2 separate regions of the Homo sapiens genome follow, and region 1 is linked to region 2. Evidence: read pairs that join two places in POLR2A ChIA-PET (ENCODE). Cell type or tissue: PC-3. All regions are shown on one strand.

Evidence for each region. Peaks named below come from ENCODE experiments on the same cell type or tissue, not always from the same donor. Only the 100,000 strongest peaks of a DNase experiment are listed, where the experiment ranks them.
Region 1: POLR2A ChIA-PET joins it to region 2 with 5 read pairs; 3 of 35 experiments call an interaction of 5 or more read pairs at or near these places.

Annotation. Positions count from the first base shown.
Region 1 is chrX:9,696,855-9,701,854 of GRCh38, forward strand. It overlaps TBL1X (transducin beta like 1 X-linked), which reads left to right. Exons shown (of 18, transcript NM_005647.4): 12 at 515-575. Among named protein-coding and RNA genes, the nearest start is that of GPR143, 66 kb to the right of the region's middle. In PC-3, no CTCF peak of the experiment used is centred here; no DNase peak of the experiment used is centred here.
Region 2 is chrX:9,318,777-9,323,776 of GRCh38, forward strand. No RefSeq gene overlaps it. Among named protein-coding and RNA genes, the nearest start is that of TBL1X, 140 kb to the right of the region's middle. In PC-3, no CTCF peak of the experiment used is centred here; a DNase peak (open chromatin) is centred at 2,475; H3K4me3 peaks cover 394 bases; H3K27ac peaks cover 1,512 bases.

The DNA.
Region 1 (5,000 bases), 380 kb after region 2:
CCTAGTTTCCATTATCGGAATGCTGAGCATGTGGGAGTTATTTATATCCTGCTGCTCAGGGTCATCGCCAAGGTCTGATTGCAGAAATTCAAAAAGTTGCAACCTCAGGCATAAATGAGTTAAGGGAGATGCCAGCATATGTGGCTGATAGGTTCATCAAATGTGGCCGTCCAGATTGCTGAGTTTAAAACATGCTGTACTTTAATGATGTGGTATGGGAGAAAAAGAAGGCAAATATCCCAGTAAGGTTTTGATACTGATTACATGTTGAAATGGTAATATTTGGGGGCATGTTGGAGTTAAATATAATAGATTGCTAATGAATTTTACCAGTTTCTTTCTTCTTAATGTGGATCCCAGAAAATTGAAACTAGCCCATAAGGCTCACTCTCTATCTCTATTGGACAGTGCCGGTTTATAAGGAGAAGGGCTGTCTTTTCTTGTATGATAAATGTTTCCAGAGAAAACTTTGCCAGAATAGTTACTAACTTTTTCCTTTGTTTGCGGAACACAGACAACAATAATTTGGGATGCCCACACAGGAGAAGCCAAACAGCAGTTTCCTTTTCATTCAGGTGAGTTTTTTGTTGTTGTTGTTGTTGTTTGTTTTTTTGTAATTCAAAAATAATAATTCAGGTCGAGCCCAGTGGCTTACGCCTGTAATCCCAGCACTTTGGGAAGCCGAAGCAGGTGGATTGCATGAGGTCAGGAGTTCAAGACCAGCCTGGGCAACATGGCAAAACCCATCACTACAAAAAATACGATAACTAGCCAGGCGTGGTGGTCCACACCTGTAGTCCCAGCCACTTGGGAGGTTGAGGTAGGAGGATGGCTTGAGCCCAGGAGATGGAGTTTGCGGTGAGCCAAGATTGCGCTACTGCACTCCATCCTGGGCGACAGAGCCAGACCGTGTCTCAAAAACTACTAATAATAATAATCCAAAATTAGGCTGGGCACTGTGGCTGATGCCTGTAATTCCAGCACTTCGGAAGGCTGAGACAGGAGGGTCACTTGAGCCCAGGGGTTCTAGACCAGCCTGGACAACAAAGCAAGACCCCGTTTCTACAAAAAATATAAAACATTAGTCGGGTGTTGTGGTACACACCTCTAGTTTTAGCTACCCAGGAAGCTGAGGCAGGAGGATTGCTTGAGCCAGGAAATCAAGGTTGCAGTGAGCTGTGATTGCACCACTGTATTCCAGCCTAGGTGACAGAATGAGATCCTGAGATGCCCCTTAAAGTAACTGAATGCGCCGAGTATGGAGCCCAGGAGGCCTCATTGGTCAGAAGGAGACCCATTTTGTGGCAAGCATTGATTGCTCTTAAGGTTTGCAAGATAGAGATGACCTCGGCACCCACCTGCTCAGAGCTCTGAAACACAGCAGTGAGCCAGCCACAGAAGCAGTGCGGGCTCCTTTCTCTTGCTGTTCTAAAGGGATGCTGTTTTGGGGGCTCCCTGAAACCACTCCCAGGATTGGTGGTTTGCTGCGAGGACCCCCAGGACTCAACATACTCACAGCTAAGATTTCTAACAGCACAAGAATTTAGTGCAACATTAGCAAAGGGAAACGGTGCACACGGCCAAATCCAGAGCTTCGAAGGCTCCTCTCCCAGTGGACTCTCACAGGCCATGCTGAATTCTTCCAGGAATAAGTTGTAACTATGCCTGTGAAGTGTTTTATACCAGGGAAGCTCCATAGAGTCTCAGTGCCCAGAGTTTTTATTGGGGGTTGGCCGTGTAAGCACCCAGTGCCTAGTACAAGCCAAAACTGCAGACCCCCAGAAGGAAAGCAGGGGCACAGCATAAACACACTGTTTGCACAAACAAGTGTTAGCAGAGTGAGCCGCTTGCGTCTGTTAGGGGAGGGTGGGAACTCTCCGGAAATCTAAAATCTCAGTCGCTAGCCAAGGGCCGGCCTTGCAAGCAAGCCTCTGTAGGGAGATCAGCCTCGGGCCTGTGGTGTTAGCACCTTCCTACACAGATGTGTGGCCGCTGCTCTGGAGCCAACTACATCCCTTTGTGCACTGGAGCCAGGCCAGGCCACATGCGTTACCCAGGGCTCTGGAGTCTGTAGAGATTCCGATTTTCCAGATTCCCACCTGATTCTTCGTGGGTCGTTTTGGGTTTTTTTGTTTGTTTGTTTGGAGACAGAGTTTTACTCTGTCACCCAGGTTGGAGTGCAGTGGTGCGATCTCAGCTCATTGCAGCCTCCGCCTCCCATGCTCAAGCGATTCTCCTGCCTCAGCCTCCCGAGTAGCTGGGATTACAGGCATGCACCACCAAGCCCAGCTAATTTTTGTATTTTTAGTAGAAACGGGGTTTCGCCATGTTGGCCAGGCTGGTCTCAAACTCCTGACCTCAAGTGATCTGCCCACCTCGGTCTTCCAAAATGATTCTTCATTTTCTTTCCCACCTCCCTCCTCTGTGTAACTCAGTCCTGATGTTAGACGTGGCCTCTTAAAACAAAGACAGATGGCCACCCGCAGAGCTAATAGACTATTGGAAGTCTTTAGACTGGCTTAAAGTGGACAGAAGTGGGTAGGTGCCACTTCCCTTAAGGGCAAATGTCTGATCCGTCTTGAAGGAATCCCTAAATATGTGGGACGAAAGTTAACTATTCTATCAGCTGTCCCTGGGGCATTGTCCAGGAGGAGATCTGAGTGTCTTTCTTGTCATGCAGCTTGGGGTGCTTAAATGATGTTCTGAATGGGAGGGCTAACTGCAACAACCATCCAAGGCAGAACAGCCATCGGCGCCTGGGGAGGGCTCCAGGCAGGGGACATGGGCCCTGCAGGAAACAAGACCATGAACCGAAGGTCCCGTCGAGGCACGATTGTGTTAGATGCATAGGCACCCACGTCTGTTATATTCCATGCAGTACTTCAGCAGGGACTCCTCATACAGGCAGCTCAGAGAGTGAGGGAGACTCAGGGAGGACGCTGTTTCTGCTCTGCTGCCCTGGAGAGGGAGAGCCACTCCTGCACAGCTTGGGACCCACACCAAACACACCTCTCAGGGTTGCCGGTGAAATTTGTTACTGGTGTTGCTTTAATTGACACTGTTGATGAAGGTGCTGAGCATACGAGAGACAAAAGGCTCCCAATGCAGGTAGCACGTGTACTAGGTCCTCCAGAAAGTGTTCTTCACCCCAAAGGGAAACCCTGTACCCATTCCATCTTTCCCTGGCAACTCCACCTACAGCCTGTGATCTGTGTGTCATCTCCATGCCAGACACTTGCTACTCTGTGCTCTAGACTGCAAATCAAAGCAGGTGGCTAGTGAGAATAGCCTTCCTAATGGAGTTCCGTCACGTTTGGCTTAAGTGCCAAAACCTACCTTTGTAGGCAGGAAGGATGCTATGACAGGTTCACAGCCCTAGACACGCAGACCCCGGGGGGTGAGGCAGGGATGTCTAATGCAGAAAGCTCTGGCTTCTGTTTTTCAGAGAAAAATATGCCCGAGGTAAACATCAATAAGGTTCCTCTAACACTTGTGTCTTAAGAATTCATCTGTAAAGTATTTCAGCAGAAAATAATCTTTCCCAAAGTGTCCCCAGGCCCTATGGAAGGGTTTCCTACCCAGCTGACCCAGGAAGACCACAAACCACATTGTTCTGAATTGCGTGAGCTTCTCACCTGTGATCTGGCTGGCCATGAGGTAGACCCAATTCCCGTCGGCAGGTCAGACATATCTAGGCGTTACTTGCTCTCTTTTTGGTGTCAATCAGTGTGTTAAAGAACGTTCAAAATGAAGAGAAAGAAGCTCGCTCTTCCAGGTGAAACGCAGCTGGGAAGAGCTGTGAGGAGCGCCTTTCTGTGGCTGTGGCAGGTTTGGTGTTTAATGGGGCGATAGGAGACATTGCCTTGCCCCACTAGCTTTTCCCCAGTAACACCTCGTGGGGGCGCCCTTGGTCACCGTCGGCAGGAAGCCTTAGCTCAGAGCCTCGTGGTGGAGTGAAACTCGGCCGCAGAAAGGAATGAACTATTGATGCACGACAGCCAGGAGAGATCTCAAGGGCATTTTGCCGAGTGACAAAAGCCAGTCTCAGAAGGTTGCATGCTCTGTGCTTTCATTGATGTAACGTTCTCATAATGCTAAAATGCTAGAAACCTGGGACCCGTCAGTGCTGTGGGAGTTGAGGGAGCATGTGAGGAGGTTGTGTGCCGATACAGTAGCTGAGGGAGATCTTAGTGGCGACGGAACACTTCTGGGTCTCAGTTGCAGCGATACACATCTACCCATGTGATAAAATGACAGCACTCTACAGGCAAATTGCACCAGTGTCAGCTTGCCAGCGTCGATACAACGCTACGGCTACGCGAAATGTAACCCTCAGGAGAACCTGGGTGAAGGAGACACAGGACCTCTCTGTGTTACCTTTGCAGCTTCCTGTAAATCTCTAAGTATTTCAAAAGGAAACTGACTGGCTGGGCCCAGAAGAATGAGGGCTATTGAACCAAACTGGCCTATGCATGGGAGGGAGGGCACAGAGGCCCCCAGTGTAGCTCAGCCCTCTTACCGGCCATTCACCCACATGGTTCCAAGCATTGTGGCTGCAGGAGCTGACTCAGAGTGGGGCTAACCACCTGAGCACGGGGGAGCCTCTCTTTAGATCAGGAATGTCCAGTCTTTTGGTTTCCCTGGGCCACATTGAAAGAAGAATTGTCTTGGGCCACACATAAAATACGCTAACACTAACAATAGCTTGATGAGCTAAAAAAAAAAAAAAAAAAAAAAAAAAAGAAGAAGAAAAAGAAAACAACTCTTAATGTTTTGAGAGAGTTTACAGATTTGTGTTGGGCCACATTCAAAGCCATCCTGGACCGCGGGTTGAACCAGCTTGCTTTAGATGGAGGAGTCATCAGATGCTGGTCGCCATCTCTTGGACCGCTCACCAGATTGTCACATTTCCAGGTATATTAATCACATGCCGAAATGCAGAGGCTGGACCAGAAGTTTGCTGTTTAGCTCAGGCGATGTTGTAAACGAGAACGAAGAAA
Region 2 (5,000 bases):
TCCAGGTGGGGTCTCCCTCGTAGGCCCCCGATGAGTGCAAGCCATTCCGGCTGCTTTCTGCCTCTGGGCCAACAGACAGGAGTCTTTTCTGGCAGCACCCAGGAACGAATAAGGCCTTCCTTTCTCCTTGCCTTTGCGGCAGGTGTCGGTCTCTGGATGCATGAACGGGACCAGCAGGGATGGAAGAGGCTTTGGCTGGGATCCAGCTAATTCACATGTCAGGTACAAAAATGGGAGAGAATGAATTCCCCAGCAGGGAATCGGGGTTCTGTCGAGCAGAGTAGTGGGAAACCTCTGCAGAAAATGTGAACGCCAAACGTACAATCTGCCGCGTATACGTAATGATTGCAAATGTCAAAAACCTAAAGTCAGTGTTAACATTGAGCAAAATGTTACTTTTCTAAAATCATTTCTTATCTCAAATTGTGGCTCCCTCAATTTTTTAAGGACAATGGAAATTTTTTATGTCTCCATTATGGTAGTAACTCCATGACTGTTTGAATTGGTCAAAATTCATAGAACTTCAGCAAAGTCTAGAGACCTTATGTAAAGGTCTAGATAATAAATATTTTCGAGATTGAGGGCCAAGACTGTTGCAATTACTCCAGCTTGCACTTGCAACAGCAAGCAAAGCAGCCATACGCAATACGTAAATGAATAGAAATGGCTATATTACCAGAAAACTTATTAAAAAAAAAAGTCAATAGGCTGAATGGGACCCCTGAATTGCACGCAGCCTGAGGAGCCCTGAACTTAAAATATATGAATTTTACTATAGTTAATTAAACCTCAATAAATAAACAGAATAAAGGAAGACAAAGGAAAAATAAATGCTGTAGGGGAGAAAACTGTAATTCCTTCAACTTAACCTGAAGTGAAATGTCATCAAGAAAACAGGGGCTGAGTGCAGTGGTTCACGCCTGTAATCCCATAACTTTGGGAGGTTAAGGCAGGAAGATCACTTGAGGTCAGGAATTCCAGGATCCAGTGATCCATGATCACACCATTGCACTCCAGCCTGGGCAACAGAGCAAGACTGTGTCTCTAAAAAATAAATACATAAATAAATAATAAAAAGACAACAGAGGTACAGTACTCCCCCCTTATCTGCTGTTTTGCCTTCCGAGTTTTCAGTTACCTGAAATCAACCACAGCCCAAAAATACTCCATGTAAAGTTCCAGAAATAAACAATCCCTAAGTTGTAAATTGCCTGCCATTCTGAGCAATGTGATGAAATCTCTCACTACCCTGCTCCATCTTGCCTGGGATGTGAATCTCCCCTTTGTCTAGTTGGTGATCCGACCAACTGTCTCGGTGTCACGGTGCTTATTTTACCTAATAATGACCCCAAAGCACAAGAGGAGTGATGTTGTCCATTTGGCTATGGACAGCATAAGAGAAGCCATAATGTGCCCCCTTTAAGTGAAATGGTAAAAGTTCTCAGCTTCATAAGAAAAGGAAAAAAAATCTTATGCCAGACTTGCTAAGATCTACAGTAAGAGCAAACCTTCCATTGGTAAAATTGTGAAGAAGGAAGAAGAAATTCATGCCAGTTTTGCTGTCACATCTCAAACTGCAAAGGTTGTGGCCACAGTGTGTGATAAGTGCTTAGTTAAGATGCAAAAGGCATTAAATTTGTGGGTGGAAGACCTGAACAAAAATGTGTTACAGCCCAGGTGTGGTGGATCATGCCTTTAATCCCAGCACTTTGGGAGGCCAAGGCAGGAGGATAGCCCAAGCCCAGGATTTTGAGACCAGCCTGAGTAACATACTGAGACTCCCCATCTGAAATACATATATATTAAAAAAAAATTTTTTTTTGAGATGGAGTCTCACTCTGTCACCCAGGCTGGAGTGTAGTGGTGCGATCTTGGCTGACTGCAACCTCTGCCTCCCAGTTCAAGCGATTCTCCTGCCTCAGCCTCCTAAGTAGATGGGATTCCAGGTGCCTGCCACCACGCCTGGCTAATTTTTGGTATTTTTAGTAGAGACAGGGTTTCACCATGTTATTCAGGTTGGTCTTGAACTCCTGACCTCAGATGATGTGCCCACCTTGGCCTCCCAAAGTGCTGGGATTACAGGCGTGAGCCACCGCCCCTGGCCCATATTGTTTTTAATTTAAAAAATAATAAGAAGGATGTGTTCTGACTGACAGCAATCTGGTCCAGTGCTATCAGCGGTTTCAGGCATCCAGTGGGGGTTTCAGAATGTACCCCCTGCAGATAAAGGGGCACTACTAAAGTTTTGTTTGTGAGAGGGATTTCCTGACGGTCGCTGTGCAAAGGCTGAGCCAGAAGATTTACGAAAGTTAAACAAAGAGTGTTTAACTTGGCTTTTGAAGACATTTTATTGACTCACTTGGTAAACTCACTAAGAAGTCGAGTACCCACCTCTGTTCTTGACAAAGGCATCTGCAGCAGGCTGTGTTCACATCACCACTCCAAAACTGAGTTTCGTTAGGTTTTTGTTTGATTGTTTTTTCCTAGCGGGATGACTTTAAGAGTCATCATTTTGTGCTTCTGGTTCTTTATTGTTTGCTCTTTTACAGCATAGCAATCTTCATTGGACAGAGATTGTGAAGGAGACCCAGTCATTTCTTCCCTTACTCCAAATAATGGCACGAACAACGCAGCTCCAAGGCTATGAGTCCATCCAAATTGAATGGAAAGTCAAACTTTTGGGACCCAGAAAGTGAATACTCTCAAGAAGGAAAGTGGGGCCTGGCACGGTGGCTCACGCCTGTAATTCCAGCACTCTGGGAGGCCAAGGCGGGTGGATCACTTGAAGTCGGGAGTTCCAGACCAGCCTGGCCAACATGGTGAAACCTCGTCTCTACAAAAATACAAAAATTAGCCGAGCATGATGGCGGGTGCCTGTAATCCCAGCTACCCAGGAGGCTGAGGCGGGAGAATCGCTTGAACCCGGGAGGCGGAGCTTGCAGTGTGCTGAGATAGGGCCACTGCACTCCAGCCTGGGCGACAGAGCGAGACTCCGTCTCCAAAAAAAAAAAAAAAAGAAGAAGAAGAAGAAGGAAAGGGCAGGGGGCGGGGAAGGGCGAAGGGAAAGCAGGAGAGTTCAAAATCAGAGCTCATCAGGCAGCATTCAAGCATCCAAGTTGACGTACGCAAAGTGATAAAGGGGTGTTACTGTGCGCGCGGAAATGCAGGTTTTATACAAGATTCACAATCAACCTCTGTCATCTGGATTTTTTAAGCTGAAGAACAGATAAAGAATCAAGGTGTTCACCTCATCTTTAAGTAGAAGAAATAGACTTTTAAATCAAAGGTAGCTGATGTGCAGCTCGATCAGCTGGAATTTTTCACGATGTGCCTTCCTCCACACAAATATCAAGCCCTCAGAGCATGTATATTAAGGAGCAACAGTCATGTTAGGCATGGCTCCCGGAAGACAAATAAGACATGCGCCCTTAAATAACTGAGAGTCCAGTTGGGAAGACAGATGCATACACAAATATTTAAGAAAATCTGTGTTCTAATAGAGTCTCTCTAAATACTTTAGCAACTCTAAGCCAATTTAATTTACAAGAGGTAGGCAGGGCGTGGTGGCTCATGCCTGTAATCCCAACACTTCGGGAGTCCGAGGCAGGTGGATCACCTGAACTCAGGAGTTCAAGATCAGCCTGGCCAACATGGTGAAACCCCATCTCCACTAAAAATACAAAAACTTAGCCAGGTGTGGTGGTGGTGCCTATAATCCCAGCTACTCTGGAGGCTGAGGCAGGAGAATTGCTTGAACCAGGCAGGCGGAGGTTGCAGTGAGCCGAGATCACGCCACTGCACTCCAGCCTGGGCAACAGAGTGAGACTCTGTCTCAAAAAAATAATAACAATAATAATAATTTATAAGAGATGATATTAAACATGAAAGTAATATTTCCCTTTGAATAGATACCACTAACATATATAAGAAGAGTTGTGTAAGAACAAAACTGATATATCATTCATTTCCCCCCTCATAAACCTTATGCTACTAAGGGTAGGGGTGCAGAATTTTATTTCTTTAAAAAATGCTAATAAAGCAGAAGGGTTTTTTTAGTTGTTTTGTTTTGGTTTGAGACAGGGTCTCACTTTGTCACGCCGGATGGCACTAACATGGCTCACTGCAGCCTCGACCTCCCAGGCTCAAGTGATCCTCCTGCCTCAGCCCCACCAAGTAGTTGGCACTACAGGCATGCACCACCATGCCCAGATAATTTTTTATTTTTTTGTAGAGATGAGGTTTTGCCATGTTACCCAGGCTAATCTCCAACTCCTGACCTCAAATGATCCACCTGCCAGGCCTCCCAAATTGCTGGGATTACAGGCGTTAGCCACCGCCCCTGGCCCAGAAGGTTTATTTTAGCCTGATTGCTCTTTGTGTGTTTCTTTGGATTTTGCTAAGGAACTTGAAGTTAATATTACTAAGAGGGATTAGAAATAAAGTTAAGCTAAAACAGATCATCAGAGTTAACTTTAGTCATAATCCTGGTCTTAACAACTATAGAAAGTTTTAAAGACAAAATTGTGATATGGTTGAGACTACCAAGCCATGAAGCTAAACTTAGGTTGAAAGCAGAAGGTCACATTTTCCATTGAGTCATTCCCTAGAATCAGACATAAATATCCCCGACACTCTTTGCACTGGACACAAAATGGATAAGTCAAGAATGTCTCCGACAATTGATTACACTCACTGCAAGTTTATTTTGGAATGTGCCACCTCATATAAGGAGTTTTCCAATTGTAAAGACACCTCGGAATGATCACCAAAGGTGTTTGTTTGTTTCCTGGGTACCACCCCGTAGAGAGCTTGGTTCAGGAGACTAGCATGGGCCCAGGAATTCGCTCATTCCACAACCTGTATCACACTCCTAGTGTCACCAGGAGGGAACCATGAGCTACAGAGGCAGTAACCGGCATGTGTAATCAATATGCCAGATGGAGTTAAATTTCATCAATGCTATGGCTGCTTTTCCATTAATTTTGTCACTAAGATTGTAT